Linked DNA regions of Homo sapiens: all the other regions are linked to region 1. A link is a loop called in an ENCODE intact Hi-C map of the cell type or tissue named here. Cell type or tissue: Calu3. All regions are shown on one strand. Each heading gives the region's core, and the rest is flanking DNA. Links, peaks and the distances in the headings are about the cores only. Region 1 has its middle 400 kb from the start of IPMK. Region 2 has its middle 240 kb from the start of IPMK. Region 3 overlaps LOC105378313 (a long non-coding RNA gene).

Region 1 (8,669 bases), core at 2,463-6,462:
CTGACACGGTTTAAAATTCAAGTACATGATACTAACAAAAATTAAAGCAACTTTCAGTTGATTTTGTCATTATTTTTAAGTTCTCTACAGACAATGCCAGCCTTCCAGGGCAGACTATCTCCTTTTGAGGACAGAGACTCCATATGGCATAAATACAGGAAGCATAGTTTCTTTAGGGCCACCAAAATAACAATCTGCCAAAAAGTTTGAAAGTTATTTTAAGACAAAAGTCAATAAGTTTGAGCAATTGATTAAATATAGAGAATAAAGGAAAGCAATGAGTCAAAAGTTACAGTGAAGAGTGTCTAGCCTAAATGTCTTAGGGTATTGGTTGTCTCTCAAAATAAATAAGTAAACAATGATAATCCTGAGGCCAGGAAACATTTTAGTAACATAAGATGTGTTTAGTGAGAAATGTTGATAAAATTTCTCTGTAGAAATTCCCAAAATGTAATGAAAAATGTGTTTGCAATTTATGTCGGGGGGAAATATGTGTTGGAAATATTGAAGTGTGGAGAGAATAAAATGAGGAAAAGTGAAGAAAGATGAGGCACTGCAGCGGGGTGCTCACATTTCAAAACTAATAGGATGGAATAAGTCAGGAAATAGGCTTAGTGAGAGGGCAGTAGAATCGAAAGAAACCAAAGAAGGAGAACATGTCAATAAGTAGTAGATAGTTAATTAGGCAAAATGCTAGGGAAAAAAAATAGTAATATCCAAAAATAGGCCAATTAACTTAGCTCTTGGGATGTCCCTTCTAACAAAACATTTCAGCTGAATAGTGCGGAAAAGTCAAATTGTAAAAGGTTGAGGAGGAGCAATGACCATCTAACTAACTGCACCTGGCATTTGAGTGACCACTATGATGAGCTTACCATACAATATCTTATTTAATACAACAACCCGGTGAGGCAGGTCAGAATCACATTTCATTGTGTCAAAAAAATTATCTGAAGCTTGGAAACACATAAAAGAGAGACCTGGATTATTTTTCAGTGTGGTGCAGATTTGACTTTTTATTGTCTGAACAATTTTTGAGTTTGAGAGACACAGGTTAACTTTAAGATTTTGGCCCAGTAGAGATGAAAATAATTACTCTTTGGTGGAACAGATAATGTCTTTTGTAAATTAACTAGCTTGTGTCTAAAGTAGTTTCCTTGTAAAATTCTCAAATTGTTGATTATACCTTTAAAATATTGTTTTGACTGGTCTTAATTGCAGTTTGACTGGTCCTTCTTTGCAGTTCCTTCATTGCATTCTAGAGGAAGTTGCTCTCAAGGACTGGGGTGGGGTGGGTACCCCCCAGGCTCATAGGTGTATCTACATTCCTAACCCTGGTGTCTTTATGGTGGGGTGTGGGAAGAAGAGAACCTTAGCTAAGAAACTTTTCTCCATTCTGACTCAGTATTTCTGTCTCCCTAGCCTTTCCCCGTCTCCCTTCTCCAGACACTGAGGGTTCATAAAATTGCAGATCCTGACTATTTTAGATTTTACATATAAGTGAGATTATGAAGTATTTGTATTTCTGTGTCTGACTTATTTCACTTAACATAATGTCCTCCAGTTTCATCCATATTGTCTCAAATAACAGGATTTCCTTCTTTTAAGGCTGAATGGTATTCCTTTATGTGTGTGTGTGTGTGTGTGTGTGTATGTGTGTGTACTGCACTTTGTTTATTCATTCATCCATCATTGAATCATTGAATGTTTAGGGTGTTTCCATATTTTGGCTATTGTGAATAATGCTGGAATAAACACAAAAGTGCAGATATTTCTTCGACATACTTATTTTATTTCCTTTTGATATTTCCAGAAGGGAGCTTGCTGGATCATAAGGTAGTTCTTTTAATTTTTTGAAAAACCTCCATGCTGCTGTCCATAATGGCTGTACCATTTTACATTCACACCAACAGTGTACAAGGGTTCTCTTTTCTCCACATCCTCACCAAGTTATCTTTTGTTTTTTTTTGATAATAGCCATCCTAGCACATATGAGGTTATATATCATGGTGGTTTTGACTTACATTTCCCTGATGATTAGCAATGCTGAGCACATTTTCATACACCTGTTGGAAACTCATAGTAGCAGACAATAGAATGATGGTTGCCAGGTGCTAGGGAAAGAAGAAACAGGGTGAAACTGGCCAAAGGGTAGAAAATTTCAGTTAGGCAAGATGAATAATTTCTGGAGATCTAATGTATAGTAATGTGATTAGTTTACAGTACTATAGTATATACTTGAAATTTGCTAAGAGGGTAGATTGTAAGTGTTCTCACCACATACACACTGCTAAAACAAGTTTAGCCTAAAGCTGTCTCCTTACATATTTTAAGTCTGGCTTAAAGGTTTCTCTGTACATCGTGAACTGTAACAAGTGGAGGTGTAACCAGACCATGGCCTGTGCTTCCGCCAATCACTAAGTTTTGGCCAATCAAATGTAGCTAACAGTTGGAACCCTGTTCAAATAAGGTAAACACTGAGCTGTAACCAATCCAGCTGTTTCTGTACCTCGCTTCCATTTTCTGTACATCACTTTCCTTTTTCTGTCCATAAATCTTCTTCCTACACGTGGCTGCGCTGAAGTCTCCAAAAATACTGGCTGGGAAGAGTGCCGAATGTGTAAATTGTTCATTGCTCAATTAAACTCTTTTAAATTTAATTTGGCTGAAGTTTTTCTTTTAGCAACACAAAAAATGGTAACTGTGAGGTGATGCACATTCTGATTAGCTTGATTGTGGCAATTATTTTACAATGTATACATATATCAAAATATCAAGTTGTACACCTTAAATATGTACAATTTTTATTTGTGAATTATACCTCAATAATGCTGGAATTAAAAAAAATGCAGGAGCCTTTTGCCAGGGCTCCTCAGCAGTGAGATAATTCTCCCCTGTCTATCATGTGTCCATTAAAGCCTCATCCGGTGCTGTCTTTTGGGGGAAAATAAAATACTGGTGAACCATTGCCTCGCTTTTTTGCCTCTTGCTGTGCTGTCATAATACATAAAGAAAGACTTAATTGTTAGTTTCAGCTTGGCTTATTCTAATTGACCACCTCCATACCTGGCAGCTAATCATGTTCAAATCAAAATATTAGCAATTCGATTTAAACAGAAATTTGACAATTTGGACACTGGGAAACACGTAGGATATAAAAAAGATGCCTTAAAAATTCTAACTTACATTCAATGTGTGATTACATTTTGCCAGGCATGTAGCTCTTTTAAAGGATAAAGTATTTATTTGATAATTGCAGCAAGCCCAAATAGATGGAGGTGTTATATTGTGCTACTAACCTTACAAAAAAAAAAAGAAGTTAAAAATGGATGATAATAATCTGAACAGAAGGAAAATAAAAAGAAATCTGGGAAGAAATAGAAGCACTAGGGATACACCAATTTGATGCCCCTTTCTTAAGTTACCAACATGTTGTCAACTAAACATGGGACACTTATACTTGTACATGGGTTTGGTAATGAGAGTAAGAAAGTGGTCAATAAAAAGAGAGAGACTTTTTCTTAGGATAAGTCTAGCATGTGTGCATGCATTCTGGTACCTGGAAAAAAAAAGAGAATAGGAAGAGAACAACTGAAGATGCCAGAAAAAAAGAGAAAACTCTTTTTCCAGAAAAATTTTGGAGAAAGAAGGAGGGGATCGGGTTGAAATCACAAGTGAAAAGGTCAGCACTATAAAAAGAAGAAGGTTGCCTTTTTCTCAAAGTCTGGAGGAAAGAAATAGGGAAAAGTAAAAGTGCAGGAATAATAAGAGGCAGTAGAGATGGATTTCAGCAGGTAGCAAGGGGTGGAGGGATGGAATTCTCATTCGATGACCTCAATCTGCTCAGGAAAATCAGAGACAAGGTCATGCACTGAGGATGAAAAGATTTGAGGTTGATTGGAAGGGACAGGACTGGAGCAGCCACTCAGGTAATGCATTAGAGAGTGAACGTGAAATAAATAAGAGAATCAGTAAGCCAAGGAGAGAAAAGCAGTGTTGTTACTTGGTCTGACACTGTAGTCTGAGACTGAAATGCATAAAGAGGAATTGTTGGGACCCAGGATTGGGGGATTCTCAAGGTAGTCACAGAGGAGGGAAAGCAAGCCTGAGATTTGAGAATATTGAGAAAGAAGCACCCCTGAAATGTCTCGCCAGAGCATTTAAACAGGGTGGAAGCAGCAGCCTGGCTGTCGCTGCTACATGTTCCCATAGCATCCTGTAATTCCACCATCACAAGGGGATTTAATTGTGTATTTGGTAAGCTTCCCTCAACTCAGCTGTAAGCAACCCCAGTGCAGGGTTGTGACTCCCTTATTCATTCCCCAATGTGCAGCAAACACAGCACCTGCCCCATATGTAGAAAAGAGCCAATAAATAGTCATTTACATGGACTTTGACCAACTGTGTTGTAACCTTCTGGCATTTATACTATTCTAGATCCCATTGCATTTTCTCTCCTGCGTTTTCTCCCTGCTGGAGGCTCTGATCTTCATGACTCATATATGTCCTGATGCTGACCTGCCTACCTGGCTTTGTCTAGTATACTTGTCCCCACCTTTCAGGCAGATTATCTATTCCAGAATCATTCTTCTCCCTTGGGTACTAGTTTCCAGCTATCCCTTTCCCAGCTTATTGCTTAAATTCACTCTATGTGCTGACTCTTTTTATGCCTAACACCTGACTCTGGTGCACTAATATCAATAGAGCAAGACAGGAAAACCTCATGCTGAAACACAGACAGCATCAGGAGACAGAACTAATCAGGTCAGAGTTAGAACCAGGGGAGAGAAGTTCTAACACCTGGCATCAGTAAAGAGAATGTAAATGCAGGTGAGAAATATGTGAAAGGCTGAGAACCAGAAAGTCAAGAAGGGAACAAAAAAAGTAGTGTTGAGGGTGCCAAAACAGTGATAAGTTATAAGGATTAAGCTTGAATTTGTGGGTTAAAAGAGATAAGGCTGGTGACTCATATAGCACAAATACCTCAACTCTGACACCTATGGCCTTTTAGGGACAAAGAAAGAAACTGACACTTAAAAAGAAATCATATGTATTTGATTATATTTGTGCCCATAAGCACGGTACATTGTAATTATTACCAGGGGATCTATGGGTTCAGAGCAGTTATATCATTTGGGATCAGGGATATCAGTCCATGAATTCAGCAGACATTTGTTGTACACCCACTGTGTGCAACTTAGGAATACTCAGAGCAATAACAAAGGCATGGTCACTGTTTTCAACAGGTTTACAATCTTGGGAAGAAGAGAGACATGAGAATATACTTTGAGCAGTGGTATCTTCAAATGGTAAGATAGAAGATGGGAGAAACTCTCCTCCCCTGGAGGCGTCAAGTGGGGCTTCTAGAGCAGGTGACAATGGAGTGAATCCTAAAAGATGATAGGGGTTCACTGGGAAGGAAAATTCTTAAGTCATAGGAAAAAGTACATCTCAGAATATGCCACTGTGAAACAGCACATTTCATCTGGCAAACTGTGGGTATCTCAGCATGGTTGGCACATTGAGCAGTATCAGAGAATGATAAGAAATAAAACTAAAGAAAGTAAGCAGGTGCCAGATGACTAGGGCCCTTGCCATGGGACATTGCAATCGTACGCTGTAGGTGAGAAGAAAAGTCTCCATGAAAAAATAAGGAAAAGCACCAGGAAATTTGCAGACATGGGAATAGAGAATTCATGGGAAACATGACGCTTTTTCAGATATTAATGGAGTAAAATGCAGAAATGTAGGCTTCCTGTGGTATTCCATGTAACTTAAGTAGGGTAAATTTGTGGAATTTAAAGAAATACTCTATATAAGGAAGATCTTTTGTTTCACTGAGGTCCTCCAGCAAATGAATTGACAGCATCGTGAGATAGTGAGTTTCCTATTTTAGGAGGTATTGAAGTAGAGGCTGCAGTCAGCCTATAAAAGGCATACTAGAAAGAGGTGATGTGAGAAGTAGAAAAGACAACCAGTACTACCTCAGGTTGTAAGATTTTCTATCTCTCCTGTACTTCAGAATACCAGGATGTTATATGCTCCATAGATGTTGAGCATTTGATTGTCTGTAGCAAAATCAAAAATTAATCTGGCATAATCCTTTAACAATTTCCAGGACTCAGTGGTTCTGTGAAAATACATCTATAAACCAACTTTCATAATTTAAAGAACTTCTCAGACTGTGGAGGATGAGATTTAAAGCTAAAAGTGCAAAAAGGTAAAGTTCCTAAATTACAGATAAAATCATTTAACCTGTTTAAAATCCATTTCCTGATGTTAAGGATATTTTAGCCTTCATTCCAAAAAGACATACAGTCAATTATATTCAAGGATTTTAAAACAGACTTTACTCCACTCAAGCGGCATTTATAACAAGACTTGTTCTTTAACAAGAATCTTGTTCCTATATTTCTCTAAGTCTAATTTATCTTACTTGAATTATTTTCCATGGAGATTGAGGTCAGAAGGTATGTCAGTCTTATCATTTTTTATCCCAAATGTGACGTGCTCTCATAATTGCATTTAGCTTACCAATATGTGTAATGACATACAATTGTTCCTGCTAAATATTAATTATGTAAAGGAGTTCAAATAGATGAAAATTTATGAATAGGGCTATTATTCTTTTTTAAAGCTAATTTTTTTGTCAATGAAAGAGTATTTGACAAATTTTTTTTGTATTTTAATGAAATCAACTCATGAGAAATCAGAGAATTGGTTTATGAATATTGTTAACATTTCTTAAATCTACCTGTTTTAGTTTCATTCAAATCGTACACCACAAAGTAAATACTGACTTAATCAGCAAGCATTTCCAGACAAATACTGCAGTTTCCAATTAAGCAAGGCAAAACCACAATGCAACCATGGAGAGTCTGTTTTGCTTCATTGCATTTTGCAAAGTTTCCCTTATTGAACCTTTACTCAGGAAATAGAAGGTCAGTCTCTTTGGGAAGTCTGAATCTTATGTGGTCATCTCCTCATTCTCTCATCACCCTGTTACCAGCCATTAGCAGCTTTTTCTACACCTTATGAATTGTCTAGGAACTACTTCCCAAGCCTGGATGTTCATCAGAATCTCCAGAAAATCATGTTTAAAAATATAGATTACAAGTTCCAAGATCTACAAGCTTTAGATGTAAGGCTCTGAAATCTGTATTTTTCTTAATAGAAGTTCCCCATGAGGAAGTGATAGAGCGAATCCTTGACTAGTGTTGTGTGCAGATTCAGTCTGAGTCCCTTGATAACCAGCTTTTCTCTGGAAAGCCAGATTCTTTACAAATGGTCTCTACAGTTGTTCTGAAAGTTCCATATGAGAAAATGTCTACTATATAGTCTCTTCCAGTATTGTATTTAAGTTTCTCCAGTACTTTTCTACCACTTCCATGGGCCCAACTTTCAGATGTTTTCCCCATCACTAGTTTTCAAGCCCTGGGGTAACCTCAAGTGCTCTGAGAAGAGCCATAATGCAAAACAAATCTTGTCCTTCATACTTCACCATCTACAAATGCCTTCACTTACTTCCCAGCAAAGCATCCCGAGCTTGTGCACAAATTCCCCTTCTTCCCACATGTAATATTTACAGGCTCTATGCTTTCAAAATCAACTTTACATAGGTATAATTCACATACAACAATTGTACCCATTTTAAGTGAATGTTTTATGAGTTTTGACAAATTTTTATACCTGTGTAACCACTTCTACTATCAGAATACAGAACATTTCCCAAATATTCTCTTGTGCCCCATTCCAGGTAATTCTCCCCAAGCTCCAGCCCCAGAAAACTTCTGACTTGCTTTCTGTCACTGTAGAGGTCCATATAAATAGAACCATGCAATATGTATGCTTTTGTGTATAGCTTCCCTTGCTCAGCATAATTGTATTAGTCAGGATTCTCTAGAGAAACAGAATCAACAGGAGATGCTTATATATATATATATATGGGTATATGTATATATATGGGTATATATATGGGTATATATGGATATATATGGGTATATATATGGGTATATATAGATATATATACGAGTGTATATGTATAGATATATATATATGGAGAGATTAATTGAAGTGGCTCTTGCAATAATGGAAGCCAGAAGGCCAAAAATCTGCAAGATAGGCCAGCAAGCTGGAGATCAAGGGAAGAGTCAGTATTGCATTTCAAGTCTGAAGGCCATCTGCTGGCAGAATTCCTTCTTGCTTGGCAGTCAGGAAGCGAGTCAGAAGTTTTCTGGGGCTGGAGTTTGGGGAGAATTAACTGGAATGGGGCACAAGAGAATATTTGGAAAATGACTACTGGGGAAATGTTCTATATTCTGATAGTAAAAGGGGTTACACAGGTATAAAAATTTGTCAAAACTCATAAAGGCTTTCAAGTGATTAGATGATGCCCACCAACACCATGGCAGGCACTCTGCTTTATTCAAAGTTCACCAATTTAAATGTTAGTTGCATCCAAAAAACTCTTCATAAAAACATCCAGAATAGGCTGGGTGTGTTGGTTCATGCCTGTAATCACAGCACTTTGGGTGCTGGGATTGGTGGATCACTTGAGGTCAGGAGTTCAAGACCAGCCTGACCAACATGGTGAAACCCTGTCTCTACTAAAAATACAAAAATTAGATGAGTGTGGTGGTGTGCACCTGTAGTCCCAGCTACTTAGGAGG
Region 2 (8,669 bases), core at 1,699-5,698, 160 kb after region 1:
TGCATTCTTCCAAGTTCTGGGAAAAATAGACATGGATGTTGGTGATCTCTGGTAATGACTCCTTAACATCTCCCAGAGAGCTTTCCTTTTCCAAGTTAAGCATTCCTAATTTCTTCAACTGATTTTCATACGACATAGTTTCCACAGCCCTCATCTTCCTGATTGCCCTCCTATTTTGGTCATCTCTACTTTGAGTTCTTGACCAGCACTTGTAAATATGTGAATTTTATGATCATGTTGATATTCTGAGAAGAAAGGATGCAGTATTCAAAGTGGTCAAACTGAATAAAGGAAGCTTAAAAGGATCAGTCAACCTGAGAAAGTTTAGAAACCACCACTTTAGTTCTTCATTATTACCTTCAAGGGTCATGCTTAGTGATACAATTTTAGCAATGGTCTGACCACTAGCGAATACTACTGTTCTGTTGCATGTTTTGATATGAACAAAAATATAACATTTCTATGAAAAGAGCCTAAGATTGCATTATTGTGACAAAATATTGGACTACAGTGAGTTTATGGGCAACTAAAACACCCAAGGGTGTGCCACTTGAACTGCTGTCAAGATAAGCATCACGAATCTTGAACTTATGCAAATTCTGAGGGTTTGTTTTAGTTATTTCTCTTAGATCTCTTCTCATTTTTACTTGCTGTAGGCTCAAAGTTCACATCTTGTGTTGGCATGGATTTGGTGAAAAGGGAACACTTTTACACTGCTGGTGGGAATGTAAACTAGTACAACCACTGTGGAAAACTGTATGAAGATACCTTAAAGAACTAAAAGTGAACTACAATTCGATCCAGCAATCCCACTACTGGGTATCTACCCAAAGGAAAAGAAGTCATTATATGAAAAAGACACATGCACACACGTGTTTATAGCAGCACAATTTGCAATTGCAAAAATATGAAACCAACATAAATGCTCATCAACCAATGAGTAGATAAAGAAAATATGGTATGTATAACCCATGGAATACTACTCAGCTATAAAACAGAATTAAATAATGGCCTTTGCAGCAACTTGGATGGAGCTGGAGGCCATTATTATAAATGAAGTCACTCAGAAATGAAAAACCAAATGTCATGTGTTCCCATAAGTGGGAGCTAAGCTATGAGGATGCAAAGGCATAAGAATGATACAATGGATTTTAGGGACTAAGGGAGGAAGGATAGGAGGGGGAGGAGAATAAAAGACTACATGTTGGGTTCAGTGTATACTGCTCTGGTGATGGATGCACCAAAATCTCAGAAATCACCACTATAGAACTTATCCATGTAACCAAACCCCACCTTTTCCCCAAAAACTACTGAAATAATTTTTTTAAGGTTCACATCTTGGTAAATGGTTTTTAGTCCTAATCCTGTTCTTCACACCCATATTTGTGTTTTCTGATCACCAGCAGACATAGATTCCTTTGAGGCAACTACACAAAACATTGGACAGCTGAGTGCAAAGAACTAAGCCACAGAACATATCACATAAGAACTTCCTACAGGATGACACGATTGTGGTCATCAGCACACTGGATCATCTCCCTGTTCTGCATCTATTCTCAGGTTCATCAGTGTTCACGAATGTGCTTCCCTCCCTAACATGAAGCACTTCCCTGCTCCTCATTGAGTGGCCCTTCCACTGCAGTGAACAGGTTTCTGATCCCACCGACAAAGTTCTCAGTTGTTGTGGGAAGTCAGGGACCCCAAATGGAGGGAGTGGCTGAAGCCATGGCAGAAGAACATGGATTGTGAAGATTTCATGGACATTTATTAGTTCCCCAAATTAATACTTTTATAATTTCTTATGCCTGTCTTTACTGCAGTCTCTAAACATAAATTGTAAAGATTTCATGGACACTTATCACTTCCCCAATCAATACCCTTGTGATTTCCTATGCTTGTCTTTGCTTTAATCTCTTAATCCTGTCAGCTGAGGAGGATGTATGTCACCTCAGGACCATGTGATAATTGCATTAACTGCACAAATTGTAGAGCATGTGTGTTTAAACAATATGAAATCTGGGCACCTTGAAAAAAGAACAGGATAACAGCAATTGTTCAGGGAATAAGAGAGATAACCTTAAACTCTGACCACCGGTGAGCTGGGCAGAACAGAGCCATATTTCTCTTATTTCAAAAGCAAACAGGAGAAATATCACTGAATTCTTTTTCTCAGCAAGGAACATCCCTGGGAAAGAGAATACGCGCCTGGGGGTATAGGCCTATAAACGGCCCCCCTAGGTGTGCCCGTCTTCTATGGTCGAGGCTGTAGGGGTGAAATAGACCCCAGTCTCCCATAGTGCTCCCAGGCTTATTAGGAAGAGGAAATTCCCACCTAACAAATTTTTGGTCAGACCGGTTATTCTCAAAACCCTGTCTCCTGATAAGATGTTATCAATGACAATGGTGCCCGAAACTTCATTAGCAATTTTAATTTTGCCCCGGTCCTGTGGTCCTGTGATCTCGCCCTGCCTCCATTTGCCTTGTGATATTCTATTACCTTGTAAAGTACTTGATGTCTGTGACCCACACCTATTCACACACTCCCTCCCCTTTTGAAAATCCCTAATAAAAACTTGCTGGTTTTTGCGGCTTGTGGGGCATCACGGAACCTACCGATATGTGATGTCTCCCCTGGACGCCCAGTTTTAAAATTTCTCTCTTTTGTACTCTGTTCCTTTATTTCTCAAGCCGGCCGATGCTTAAGGAAAATAGAAAAGAACCTTCGTGACTATCGGGGCAGGTTCCCCGATACTCAATGATAACCTTCAGTCTGAATTGAATTCTTTATTGTTTTCTTTGTTTTATCAAATTTTCTTTACCTAAAATGTGTTCTTAATATTAATATTTTAATCACAGCTTTTACACCAAATGTGAATTCAGAAAAGTTATTTAATGACTCTGGAGCCCATTTTATTCACCAATAAAGAGATGGTTGGACCAGAAATCTTAGGGCCCTTTGCAACTCTACAAATGTAAGATTCTCTGAATTTTTCTGGATATTTTCTTCTGAAGAGTGAAAAAGTTCCCTGACAGAATTGTAAAAATCCTATGACAACAAAGAAGCTAAAGCATGAAGAGATAATGGGATTTTCCAATTGTTGTGCATAGCCCATTGTAGAATCAGGAACATAACCTCACCCTGTATGCATTCCCTCTAGAAATAATAGCACTTCATCCTCTTGCCAGACATTAAAATGCCCTTATGTACCACCTAATAATAATAACTGTTTAGTCCTGACTTAATGCCGCCTATCAATACACATTACATTGGCCTATTAGCTTCAAAACACCTCACAAGGTTAACTGTGTAATGATTCAATAACATTTATCTAAGGATCAAAATATTATTATATTATAATACAGAAAATAATAGGGATGTTATGCACTTGTTATAGCTATTCAACAAAAATAGAAAAATAGAAAATGTACAGCTGTGTTACTCTGCTTCCCCTTGTATGAAATACTTATCCCAGACAATTGCTATTCTCAGATTAATGACATCCGATTTTACTTAAAGTGTTGACAGTGGTTTCCCTCCTTCCTCATTAGGGTCCTGACTGGTCACACCATATGCCAGAGGGCCTCATATATGAAGTCATTGGAAGCCATTTACAGGTTTCAGGAAGCTGAGTTTCTTCCAAGATGAGAAGAAAAAAATCTGTTTTACCTTGTTATTTCAAAAAACATGGCCTGGAGCTCAAAGGAGTAGATAGCTTAAATGCATTGCATAATGTGTTCCTTGTTAAGAAATTATAAACCCTGTGCCGAACATACCAGCCCAGCCACTGATACCCCAGAGAAAACAGGAGTTGTTTTCAGGAAGAAGTTGAACTGATCATTATTTTTCTGTCTTCTTGCCTCTGATCTCTTCACTTTACACAAACATTCCCTGTTAAGTAATTTATCTGAAAAGAAAATATAAACACACCAAATAATTGTCTTTTTACTTCAGTGTAAAAACAAGCAGGCATGTTGCTGTCTAGGTTTCAGAGCCACATCCTTCTCCATCTCCAGTGACAATGAGGCCCCTTTGAGTTGAGTATTGTTTTTTCAATTTCTTCAGGTTTTCACAGATGAAAACGTGAGTCATGTAGAGGAAGTCAGTCATTTCAAGAGCCTCTGTAAATGATTCATCCCACAAATCTTTCTGGAACCAGTTAACTCTTTCTGAGGGAATGGACAAACATTCCTTGCCAACCTGGGCAGAAACAAAGTTCTCAATTATCATTGTTACCAACTGAAAAAGCAAGAATGGCTTACATATTGAGACTCTCAATAAATAGTTGTAGGTGTATTGGCTGAAGAATGTTTATTTATTCAGTACCTACTATATTTCCAGGACCAGGGTAAATAATTATAAAAGATAAGACATGGCATGGGGCTTCAGGGAATTTATTATACACCTTGGGGGAGCAATGACATATTTAATATAATGGGAAATCAATATTAGGAAAAAAATCACACTTTAAAAGCCTTGTAAAATAGACTTTAAATTTTTATAGATTTGGAAAGAATATATATATATATATGTTAGGGTGGACATTGAATGAAGGCTTTGTTGAAAAAGTAGATATTCAGCTTCTGTTCATTTATTATGGGTTACAATACTAGGGTTAACAGGTTAGCAAAAATCTCAATGGCTCATCCAGCATTTATTTCTCACTCACATAAGTGATATCTGAGGGTTGGCTTCAGTTTTGTTCAATGTTTTCTTTACCCGGAGACCCACGCTAAAGTAGCAGCCTTATTTTAATCTGCTAGTAGAAGGAAGAGATAAAAATAATGAAACCACATGATGCTCTTGAAGTGTCTTCTCTGTCCTAGCATGTGTTACTTCCATATTCCATTGTCCAAAGCAAGTCACATGGCCAACCCAACCATTAATGAGGTAGCAAATATACTTATCCTACTGGGAAGAGCACAGCAAATCACTTAGGAAAAAGTGACAATATATAATCTTCTTAGAGGGAGCAAATGATGCAACAATAATACATTAATGTAATTTAACAATACGATACTGCAATCTACCAAGAGGTATATATGTATGGAATATGGTTTTGCACAAGGCAGAATGGAGGAAGCTCATTCTGGTGGTAGGTATTTCAAGAATATCTGGGTCAAAGTGTATATCTATACTGATTTTATCTGAGCCTCCCAAAGAGCCTTCCAAAAATACTGTAATAATCTGCATTCCCACTAAAAGCGTATAAAAGGATCTTTTCAATCCTATTTTTTATGAACTGCTCAATGTCCCAATTTGTGAGGTACAAAAAAATGTTAATTTATGTTCTTATTTCCATTTCTCTGGTTAATGATGAGCATTTTTCATATGTTTTGTGGCTATGTATATTTTTCATATTCATATGCTTTAAGAACAATGACCTTTTCGTACGGAAAGAGAATTTATACAGTCTGTTAAAATTCATTGTAATCTGCTCAGGGGCAGGTTTAGGCATTGGATACAGGGGTCAAGGATGTATACCAAGTGAAGTAACAACATCTTTCTAAAATTAGGGATTATTTTTTGAGTGGTATGTGTCAGAACTTCCTCTGTTTCCTTATTTACTTCCAAATATCACCCCGCTACACACACTCAACTTACTTACCAGACATGGAAGTCTGGTAGTAAGACTTTTCATGGAAGACATGGAAAGACCACCTGGGATGAAAATCACGGATTTTAAAATTCGAAATCCTGGCCATGAACATAGTATATCTGATCACTGAGATGAGGATGGATTCCCCTATCTTTGGGGGTTACTAGAATGCTGATCTCCTATGACTAAAAATCACAAATCATTCTTCAATGCCTTTCTCAATTCTCTTACATTTTATTCTCTCTACTCCAACATTTTCAAAACTGTTTTTCATGGAACATTAATCTCATAACATGCTACAGGTTAAAAAAAAAAAAAAAAAGAAATGAAGTAAGGTTATAGTCAAATAAGGTTGAGAAATACTATGTACTAATACTATCCTCAAACTCACAAGCTAAATGACCTTGGGCAAGTGACTTTCTTTCTCTGACTTTAGTTCCTACATGTGTAAAATGGTGTGATAATAACAGTACCTTCCTCATGTAATATTAAACTAGTTAAATCTTGCAAAGCACTTAGAATGATGCCTGGCATATAGTTAGTGTTTAATCTGTTTGTTATTATTATTATTATCATTTTATTAGCATTAGTAGTAGTGGTAGTAGCTGCATCTAAAGGCTCTGAAAAAACTTTGCAGCAAATAAGCTTATTTAACATTGCTTAATTCAGATTATTTCTCATTAATTATTTTTTACTTAAGTTGGAAAATACCATTCTTCTTTTATCTGAATCTTCAAATAGAAAAGGAATAGCTGGGGGTCGGGGGACACAGAGACCATGGTCAAGGTCAATAGGAAAAGCCATTTGGTAATTTGTGTTTAATCATGAGTTTTCCCTCAAGTGCCAGCCCAAAGAACAGCTTCTGCCTCTTCTGTAGGAGAAGAGACACTTGACACGCCCTGTCCACATGCAATGTCAAGCATTACAATTATCTCTGTCTGCTACCATGTAATAAAAGGAAAATTAAAAATAACTTGAGTTCCTGCATTTCATGTTCTTCTTCTCGTATCCAAATATAACTATTTCTGAGCACATTATGAACAGCAAATAATTCTTGCTGGAAAATTTCAAGAGGAAAGAGATGATCCTTTCCCTTGTCATGCTCTCAGTGATAAATAAGGCACAGAATTCTATTCTCCAAGGGTGAGATCTGACTTCTTTTGTTTGGAAGCCAGGGCGGCATTAAATGCAACATTTATTTCCTTGACATCAACAACAACTGCATGAAATTGCTTGTGCAGGACACAGACTTGCCCTACCTGCCTGCTCTTGCAGTGTTCGTTTCATAACAAGTAAGTATGCTCTGTCCTTAGCAAAAAGGAGAATGTCTCAGAGGCCACTCAGAATGGGCCACCAGGCTGGCCCCAGTGCATCTGTGTCACTGAGTTCACCCAGATACTCAAGAGGCCAACCACTGCTTGCCAGCAGGGCCAAGTAGATACTGGGAACTTGGGACCTCCTGTGCTATTCAAAGAAGGTAACTGAAAAAACTGAATTTTTTCCTTTATCAGAAAACACATGAGGCCGGGAGCAGTGGCTCACGCCTGTAACCCCAGCACTTTGGGAGGCCGAGGCGGGCGGATCACGAGGTCGGGAGATCCAGACCATCCTGGCTAACACGGTGAAACCCTGTCTCTACTAAAAATACAAAAAAATTAGCCAGGCGTGGTGGCTGACGCCTGTAGTCCCAGCTACTCAGGAGGCTGAGGCAGGAGAATGGCGTGAACCCAGGAGGCGGAGCTTGCAATGAGCCGAGATCGCGCCACTGCATTCCAACCTGGGCGACAGAGCAAGACTCCGTCTCAAAAAAAAAAAAAAAGAAAAGAAAACACATGAAATATACATTTAATCAGGGATTTTAATTTATTCAAACTATAAAAATCACTTTTGACAAGTATCTTTTTAATTTGATTTTTAACAGTAAGTAAATATATAAGGATTATTAAATATTACAAACTAAACCAGAAACTATCTGATTAACAGCTGTCAGTATTCCTCAAAAGTAAAGATGCCCTAGACCTAATGTTGATGGTTGTCTAAGTTTAAAATAAAGGAATGAACTCATGTATCAGTTTTCTATTGCAGCTATGACAAATTACCAAAAACTTGACAGCTTAAAACAATACCCACTTATTATCTCACAGTTCTCTGGGTGAGAAGTCCAATACACATCTCACTGGCCTAAAATTAAGGTGTCAGCAAGGCTACATTTCTTACTAGAGGCCCCAGGGAAGAATCCACTTCTAAGCTCATTTATATTGTTGACTCAGCTGAGCTCCTTTCATTCCTTTCATTTGTAGAACTTGGGACCTCATTTCCTTGCTGACTGTCAGTGGGGAACTGCCCTCTCTCCAGTCCTTACACATGACCTCCCTACATCTCAAAACCAGCAATGACAATGCATCAAATCCTTCACCTGCTTGGAATCTGACTTCCTTCCCGTCTCTCTCACTCAACCAAAGAGAGTTTTCTGCTTCTAAAGGCTCATGTGACTATATTAGTCCAACACAGATAATCCAGGATAATCTCCCTATTTTAACATCTGCTACCTTAATTACAGCTGCAACGTCCCTTTTGTCATAACAAGTAACATATTCATAGGATTAGGAACATCTTGGAGAGACGGGGGCAGCATTATTCATTCTACCATAACTAGTGTTAATTTAAAGGTAGACTGCTTTGCTCTTCAAGAGGAAAACAAACACACATTTTACTATAGGGAGAAAGCACATTGTTTTGCTGATTTTGAGACCATTTTTCTTATCTTATTTGGACTTAATTATCAATAGAAAAGGCCATGCTTTAGGTGTTGACCTCCCTTAATTGGCACAGTTTCCTAGTCATCCAGATGCCTCTATTCACGGCAGTTTTAGTAGACATATAATTTAGGGGCCAGGCTTTAGCCCACTGAGAGGATAATCACCACTCTGTCATGATGAACTCTCCTCTGGGAATTCTCCAGTTTTTTTTAGGCTGAACTCTATCACAACACAAATCCTTTTTCAAAGTCTGTAACAATCACATTTCTATCACACACCTTTCATCACTACTAGATGGAAGGTATATGATGGC
Region 3 (8,669 bases), core at 2,611-6,610, 530 kb before region 1:
CTACAATGTGAAAAATCTAGATTTCATGATAACTTCTGTAGCTCAGGTGAGAGGCTTAGATTGATAGTTTACCAGAACCACATCGGATGGGGCCGATTACTTTCCACAAAGAAAGGGATGTCGATGAAAACAAGTATCTATCCCTGCTTTAATGCCTAGTAAATGGAGTAAAATCATACATATCTTCTGATTTCAAATCCTGCTCTCTTTCTTTTTACAAGAAGATTATTTTGGTTGTAAACTCCTTAAATCTCTAGAGTTCTAATTCTTTATATTGTTGACTGGTTAGATATCTCCTTTATGCGACACCATTGCAAAATCTTGTGTGTCCAGGTTCTTTCTAAATCACATGCACAACTACGTAAGAGGAGCTCTCAGTTTAGAGTGCAAACATAAATAGCACTACTCCTCTTCCTGTAGTCTCAAACAAGTACTCAGAAAAGCACTCTCTATACCTACAATAAAAATCTGAATAGTGTAGCATTGAACTCTTTGTGGAAAAGATACATAATTCTTTGAAAAAATACTCCAAATTTGCATCCTGTAAGTGAAACTGTACATGATAATGAGTTGTTAACCTTGAGTTCTTTTTTACCTGTAGAGGGGCTATGAACGGGCCAAGGATAATGGTTATATGGTTGATACAGAGAAAGAGACTTAAATAAAAGGGACTCTAGAAATATTCAGTAATTTACCCTTTCAACGACTTTCCTGGATACTTGTCTTTAAATAAAACGATTTTATAGCATGGTGTTCTTAGAATGTGAGTGTTAGCAATCCTTTGGATGTCACCCTATATTTGGTGGATACATGCTATCTGAATTCATTTGTGTGGCATATTTAAAATTAGTCACATTCACTTGGAATAGGGAAAGTTAGGAATATATTCCGTCAAATTTACCTTAGGCAACAGAGGACTGGAGGAAACTATTTCTCTGAATAAACTACTTCTGTCTACATAAACGTGTGTTCCAGCTTTCTTCCCTTTTGTGTCGTTATATCTGAAAAGAAGAGCGAAATCGGGGCAATGCTGAGCTACTAACTAGTATTTAGATTGGAAATAAGTATGAACAGTTTGTTAGTTAAAGGAGTTTATTTAACAAGCCTGAAGATTGAAATGAAAAGGCAAAAGATTGAATTCTTTGCTGTCTCCTAGCATATATCTTTCTGAATCACCTAAAAATGTTTAGTTACTTGTAAATTCTGAGATGTCAGCTTCTACAATGCTACTTTATTGGCAATGCAGAAACATGGGAAATACTATAAAATATTACTACCAACCCGTCCCTCACAAATTTAACTTTGTCATTAACAGATCTCTGAGTGATGTACTTTTGTGTCCAGAATTGGGAGGGTTCTTGGTCTCACTGACTTCAAGAATGAAACCAGAGACCCTCGTGGTGTTACAGTTCTTAAATATGGTATGTCTGGAGTTTGTTCCTTCGATGTTCAAACGTGTCCGGAGTTTCTTCCTTCTGGTGGGATCGTGGTCTCGCTGATTTCAGGAGTGAAGCTGCAGACCTTTGCAGTAAGCGTTACAGCTCTTAAAGGCAGCGTCTCTGGAGTTGTTCTTTTCTTCCAGTGGGTTCGTGCCCTTGCTGGTTTCAGAAATGAAACTGCAGACCTTTGCGGTTAGTGTTACAGCTCTTAAACATGATGCGGACCCAAATAGAGAGGCACAGCAAGATTTACTGCCAAGAGCAAAAGAACAAAGCTTCCACAGCACTGAAAGGCATGTAAGGACGGTGCTGCTGCTGGCGCAAGTGGCCTGCTTTTATTACCTTATCTGGCCCCCACCCACATCCTACTGATTGGTCCATTTTACAGAGAACTGATTGGTCCATTTTACAGAGAGCTGATTGGTCCGTTTTACAGAGAGTTGATTGGTCCGTTTTGACAGAGTGCTGATTGGTGCATTTACAATCCTTTAGCTAGACAGAAAAGTTCTCCAAGTCCCCACCCCAACCAGAAGCCCAGTGGCTTCACCTCTCAATGGCACTCACTGCCAGACTTTGGGGTACCTAGCCCAGGCACTTTGGCAGTGCAGAGGGAGCTTGTGCCCCATCAAGGCCAGCAGGCACTGGCTGGCAATGCCTAGTGCGGGGCCGCTGAGCGGGCGCCCACCCAAAACCTGTGCCAGCCTAAGAGCGCCCAGTGCAGCCCCGGCTCCCACCTGCGCCTCTCCCTCCACACCTCCCAGCGAGCAGAGGGAGCCGGTTCTGGCCTCCACAGGCCAAGAGAAAGGCCCCCACAGCACAGCGGTAGGCTGAAGGGCTCCTGGAGCGTGGCCAGAGCAGAGGTGGAGGCCCAGGAGGCGCCAAGAGCAAACGAGGGCTGCTAGCACGTTGTCACCTCTCAATTTGACCTGTATTAGTTCTGAATACAATGACAACCAATTTCAGCAAAGAACTCAAGGATATATAATAGGTCACACCATGATTCATTCAAATGCACACTAGGCTCTGGGATTTCTTAATGGAATCTTGTCTTTATTGATTTCAAAGAGATCTAGAAACTTAATGACTGCGTGTTTTGTTTTTCCTGTGTTCCAAATTACTTCAGGTAATTAAGATTGCAAAGTAAAATACTTTGAACCATCACTCTTCTAGCTGCCAGAGAGGTATTCATTAGTTTGCATTAAATCCGATTGTATTTGGAATCAGCATCACTTTTATCAGTAAAATACCTCCCTTTTTGCATCAAATATTGAATAACTTCTTTCTCTAAGACAGGATTTCTCAAGCTTGGCACTATTGATATTTTGGGCTGGGTAATTGTTGTATGGGTTATTCCATGCATTGTACTTAATATTTAGCAGGATCCCTGAACTCAAGCCACTACATGTTAATTTAACTCTTCCCCCACCACACACACACACACACACACACACACACACACACACACACACACACACACGAGTTATGACAACAAAATTTCTCCAGATACTAAATGTCCCCTGAGAAGAAAATCACCCAGGTTGAGAACCATGACTCTACAGCAATGGCAACTGTCATAAAAGGTGTAGTCAAAAATTTTTAAAGAGAAATGTAAAGTTAAATGTTATGTAGTCAAATAACCCCTCCTATTGCAGATTACTAATTTAAATAACAGAAAAGCTTATGGAATTGAGTAAGGTGACACAGAGCCAGGATTTAAACTCAGCTACCTCAAATTTCTATCAAATGCCTTATAGTTATTCACTATAAAGAAAATAAAATATTGTAGAAGGTATAAACCCAATTATATTTATTTGTTGACATACTTTTTAAAATTATATTTTATGCAAATTGATATATATCTTAGCAGTTATGCATTTATGTAAAGGCTTTTATATTTTTATGAATGAACTTTTCCTTGTGAAAAAATATTCAAATAAGTTGCTGGCTTTGATTAAAACACAAATGTTAATGCAAACCATATCAGAAAAGAAAAAGAATACTTATCATTAGAGCTTGATTAATGACTCAATCATATACATTGTAAATTTTTGATTAGAAATATTCCACACTAAAATAATTATATTAAAAAATTGTTTTTATAATATTAGGAGAAATAAAAAAATCATTTGGAAGTTTATCATTGTCCCTAGTGTTTTGTCTGAAGGAGATTGCTAGTATGCGTGTGTTTGTACGTGTGTGTGTGTGTGTTGTGGATAATCAGAATTGAAATATAATTTTCCTCCTGAATCAATTTTCTAAATGTGTTATCTTTACAATTCAATTACATGTTTAAAATGCACTACTACACTTCTTCTTAGGTTTCTATTGCTACTGTAACAAATTATCAGAACTTTAGAGGCTTAAAAAGCACAAATTTATTATCTTCCAGTTTTGTAGGTCAGAAATCCAACACAGGTCTCACTGGGCTAAAATTAAGGTGTCAGCAAGGCTGAATTACTTTCTGGAATCTCTTTTCCAGAACGTAAAGTCTCGGTGGAATCTCCACTGAGAACTTTTACCCTTTCTAGCTGCCTAAAAATTATTTCTTAGTAACTCCTGTATTATTTTCACCCTCAGGAGATTTTGCCCTAACTGCTGTTGGGGGTGTTGGATGATGATTCTTTCTGGTTACTTCCTGCCAAAAAGGGGCGTGGTGTGGGGGTACAGCAGTTGGGGCTCCTCCTGAGGTTGGTCTAAGGGTTCTCACAAGATTGGTGTGTCCATGTGTGGCTCTGTCTGCAGCACCATTTGGTGTTTGATTGCTTTTAGGCAAAAAGAGATAAATTTTACAAGAAGGTTTAAAATATAAAGTTAGAATATGAGTATTAAGATTATCACTGTTAGTGGGGATACTGTAAACCTTAACTATGACAATAGTTTGATACCTGTTAGTTACACCAATGGATTGTAATACCGGTCTGCCTCCACTAGATGTCATAGTACACTACAAGAAAAGTTAATATAAAAGTAACATTTTCCTTGAGAAAAACACATTTTGCCCCTTGACTTGCCACTAGGGGATAATTTTAGGCTTAGGCCTTTTTTATAACTTGTGATATGATTAAGAGAAAAGCAGTATTAGGTGGCTAAAATAACTTTAGTGTCAATCTTGGCAATTATTTCCATTTAATTATTAAATTCTTACATGATTTTCACAGACCCTCTTAAAACATATTCAAACTTTCTGACTTGTCCTAAACATTCATCCTTAAAACAACCAGTCATTTCCTTTTAGGATGAGAATTTACTATACAAGATCCTTTCTTATATAAAATCTCTCTTTTATAACCTTTCCATAGCTTAGAGTGCACCATATTATCAATCTTCAGTAAAAAGTCCTAGCAAACTTAATGATAGTAAAACTTTCATGGTTACTTCTTGATTGTAACTAGTACTCCTGCTACAGGCAAAACAAACTTGACTAAATCCTTCCTGTAATTATTAATCCTGCTATAAAGATGATAATTAGGCAAAATATTACAGCCATGAGAATTTTAAAACCAGAATTCCACATTGTGGGTACCACAGTGTATAGCTTTATTGCAAATCATAGCGTGACTATAACAATTCCCATAAAAGTGGCATAGTAAATAATTTTTGTTTAAAACTTTACTTGCCAAGATATAACATTTCCCTTGGGGGATTTATGAAGTTACAAATGCAATTCCATGTATAATTAAAATCTCTCTGCAAATACGCGTTACAAAGAAGTTCTATTATTTGGCAGAATAATTATATTAAAATAAATTATTTTTATAATACTAAGAAAAATAAAAAAAATTATTTGAAAGTTTATCATTGTCCCTAGTGTTGTGTCTGAAGGAGATTGCTAGTATGTGTTTGTGTGTACGTGTGTGTGTGTGTATAGATAATAATAATAAAGGTAGAAGTAATAAAAAGTATTTGTTGAGGTAAAGGAGTGGGGCTGAGTAAGATGATTGTCCCTCACTCAGTTAGTTATCTTTTATGATTTTCAGCCTAAGATCTTCTGTTTCTCCACATTGATATTCGAGATGTTCCTCTGGGCTGTCAGGGGTTGCTCCCTCAGGTCTTCAGGCATTGACTTGAGTGTGATGTATTCAGAAGTTGATACCTGTAACGTTTACTGCTGAGGGGGTTGAAAGAAGAACTGTATAGGGCCCTTCCCAGCTTGGCTTAAAGAAGAAGAGAGAGAGATGAGTTTTCACTAATACGAAATTTCTTAGGTTAAGTAAAGGTGGTCCTATTTCTTGGGGTTGGGCTTTTTCTAGATGTATCAATTCCTATTGAAAGTGAGCTAGAGAGGGTAGATGCTTAACCAAGTTAGAGGTTTTCTGCCTGAAAACAACCTCTGAGCACATTGATAAGTTTTATCCTTTCCTAAGTGAAAAGCTTGGTGAAGGAATGTAAGGACTTTCCATTGACTGGAGGCTGGCAAATGGAGTTTGCCATCCTCTGACTGTAGCTATCCTGAGTTATGAGAAGTACACCCTTGAGAAGTGGCTCACTCTATTTCTGCAGGGGAATAATGAGGTTTAATTTTTCTTATGGAGCCTTCCTTGATTAGGATGGCTTGAAGTGTGTTAATCCCTTGAGGCTTCCTTGCCACCAACTTAGCTGCCTGATCAGCTAACCTATTTCCTTTGGCTACTTTATCTGTTTCCTTTTGATATTCCTTACAATGCATTCCTGCTATTTCTTGTGGAAGGAAAACTGAGGATAATAGCCTGCTAATTTCCTGGTAATATTTTATAGTAAATCCATTAGTGATAAGAGAATGTCTTTCCTTTTAAATGGCAGCATGAGCATGAAGAACTAAGAAAGCATACTTGGAGTTAGTATAAAAGTTAGCTACCTTTCCCTTGCTTAATTTGTGATCTTATAAGAACTTTTAGTGCAGCTAATTCAGTGCTTGTGTCTGGGGAGAGACATTTTTTAGACGTTATCCTGCCTTATGTATTGCTTGCTTTACTGGCTGTTTGTTTGCTAAGGATCCTCCGTCCACTCCTCACAGCCTGTTTACTACTCTAATGAGCAGAGCTTCATGTGCTTTTAGTAACGGCAGTGATGAAGATGACCTCCCTCCAGACCTGGCCGAGGCAGTGGGAGTGACCACATCTACAACCACAAACACCACAACGGCCGCCACTCAAGTCTCCATGCCACTGCCGTCCCCCAAGGTCCAGAATGTCAGCTCGCCTCACAAGTCAGAAGGCCAAGGCCTGCTGTCCCCTGGGGCCAAGGTATTGGGGGGTGGAAAGCTCTGGTGAGCAGCCACACTTGCTGGGAATGTGGGGTGTAAACAGGTAAATTATTTCCTAGGGTTAATTTGGAGGCTTTTCTGATGAGTAGAGCTACTGTGGCAGTGGTTTGGAAGCATGTATAAATAACAGGTCCTCCTAATTGCAACTAAGAGGCTGAGAAAAATATTGGATTGGAGTTTGTCCTGAGACGCCCCTTACAGTCGTATTATGGGAAGAGGGGAGGTCTAAATTAGAGAGGAGCAAAGAGAGACAGACAGGCACTAGTGTTCAGAACGAGGTCTACTTTCCTTCCTTCAATTTCCAGAATTACCCAGAGCTCCTGTGCTGTAATGACACTTTAGCCACCGGAGCCAGGATTTGAGCCCCAAGACCTATCAGTCCTGCTGGAATCATCGGTGAGACTGGTTCTGTACTCAGTGACCTCTGCCTTCGGGGGCAATTTGATATCCAGTGGCCTACACTTCAGGCTGGACCTGGTCAAGGTGGCTTCTTCTTGATGTTTGGGCACTCCTTCTTAAAATGCCCTGGCTCGCCACACTCATAGCAACTAACGGATGCACCTGGGGTATCCTGGACTTTGCAAACTTGCAAAGCGGCTATTAGAGCCTTTGTCATTCTCCTGAGCTTCCTCTCTATCTTTTAGGCCTCCTCCTGGTCCCTATTATAAGAGACCAAAGTGGCCACCTCAAGGAGGTATTCCAAGATGCTATCTGGTCCTATAGCTTACTTCTGTAGTTTCCTTCTAATATCGGAAGTTGCCTGTGTAATAAACTTAAGCTTTAGAATGAGCTGTCCCTCAACTGAATCAGGGGATGAGGAGGTGTCCTCTTTTAGTGCCTCTCTCAGCCTTTCCACAAAGCCTGCAGGATTCTCATCTGGCTTTTGGTCTATCATGGACAGTTTAGAGTAATTAACAGATTTTGCCCTATTCTTTCATAGGCCCTCTAAAATACATATTAAAAAGTGCTTTATTTTCCATTCATCTGTAGAGCTATTGGGATTCCAATTAGGGTTGTCAAGAGGAACAGCTTCCCTTCCTATTGGAAATGGTGTTTCTGCTATTTCTTCCCTTTCCCTATCTCTTTTCTTCCTTTCTGATATATTACAGGAGGTATATTGCTCATCTCCAAAATTATCTGCTACCTGCAGAACTGCCTGCTGTGGTTAGAGTTTGGTTTAGGAGCAGCATAACATCCTTCCATATGAGGTGAAACACCTGAGTTAAATTCTGGAAACCTTTTGCATACCTATTGGGGTCGTCAGAAAATTGGCCTAGTTCTTCCTTTATTTGCCTAAGGTCCTGTAATGAGAAGAAAACTTGAGGTGTCCCCAAATAAGGGGAATTATCAGATGGTTCCCCCAGAAACTGCCTTTGTAATTGGGGGATTATTTTCTATAGGCTTACCTGTTATGCCTGTTAAAAAAGCTAGGTCGATCTTACGACACTTGCAAAGGTTAGTAAAAATGCCATGCCCTTGTGCGAAATAAAATGAGTCACATTTCTCTTTAAAGTACCGAGGTTAAACAAGTTCCAGTGTTTCAGAGTGCACTCCAGAGGGGTGCAAGCTGAAGATAGTCTGTTACCCATCTAGAAAAAGAAGTGAAAATAAAAGCATCCTTTTAGTCCTTCTTTCTTTCATTGTGACCCAGGGTGGAGCGGGAGGAGAAGACAGTGGGAGCATCCCCCCAACTATTTTCTCTCCTCAGTTCCTAAGTCCCAGCACTGTGTTAAATATTCCACCCAAGGTTGCAGGCGTAGCCTTCCAAGCCATGGAACCAGATGAACTAAGTGATTGGATTAACTATGCTTTACCCACAGAACCTCAGCTTATCTGCCTGTTGTGATCCCCTTTGACTTCCTAAACTTGTGTGATCTGCCTGGCTCCCTGAAAAATGGATCTCCAGAGAGTCTATGTCATCTTTGGTCAAGGCTCCTTTAATGGAGGGAATGTTCTATATTGCCTGCTACTACAGCCTGTGCTAAAAC

What was found. Peaks named below come from ENCODE experiments on the same cell type or tissue, not always from the same donor. Only the 100,000 strongest peaks of a DNase experiment are listed, where the experiment ranks them.
Region 2: it touches region 1 in a loop (5-fold over the local background); 2 of 110 quality-filtered maps call a loop at or near these places.
Region 3: a loop joins it to region 1, with 4 times the contacts of the local background. A loop is called at or near these places in 2 of 110 quality-filtered maps.

The regions. Positions count from the first base shown.
Region 1 is chr10:57,860,559-57,869,227 of GRCh38, forward strand. No RefSeq gene overlaps it. Among named protein-coding and RNA genes, the nearest start is that of IPMK, 400 kb to the right of the region's middle. In Calu3, for the core only: no CTCF peak of the experiment used is centred there; a DNase peak (open chromatin) is centred at 4,463.
Region 2 is chr10:58,019,747-58,028,415 of GRCh38, forward strand. No RefSeq gene overlaps it. Among named protein-coding and RNA genes, the nearest start is that of IPMK, 240 kb to the right of the region's middle. In Calu3, for the core only: no CTCF peak of the experiment used is centred there; DNase peaks (open chromatin) are centred at 3,755 and 4,065.
Region 3 is chr10:57,334,905-57,343,573 of GRCh38, forward strand. All of the region lies in intron 5 of LOC105378313 (a long non-coding RNA gene), which reads right to left. Among named protein-coding and RNA genes, the nearest start is that of MIR3924, 35 kb to the left of the region's middle. In Calu3, for the core only: CTCF peaks have their summits at 4,305 and 4,508; a DNase peak (open chromatin) is centred at 4,357.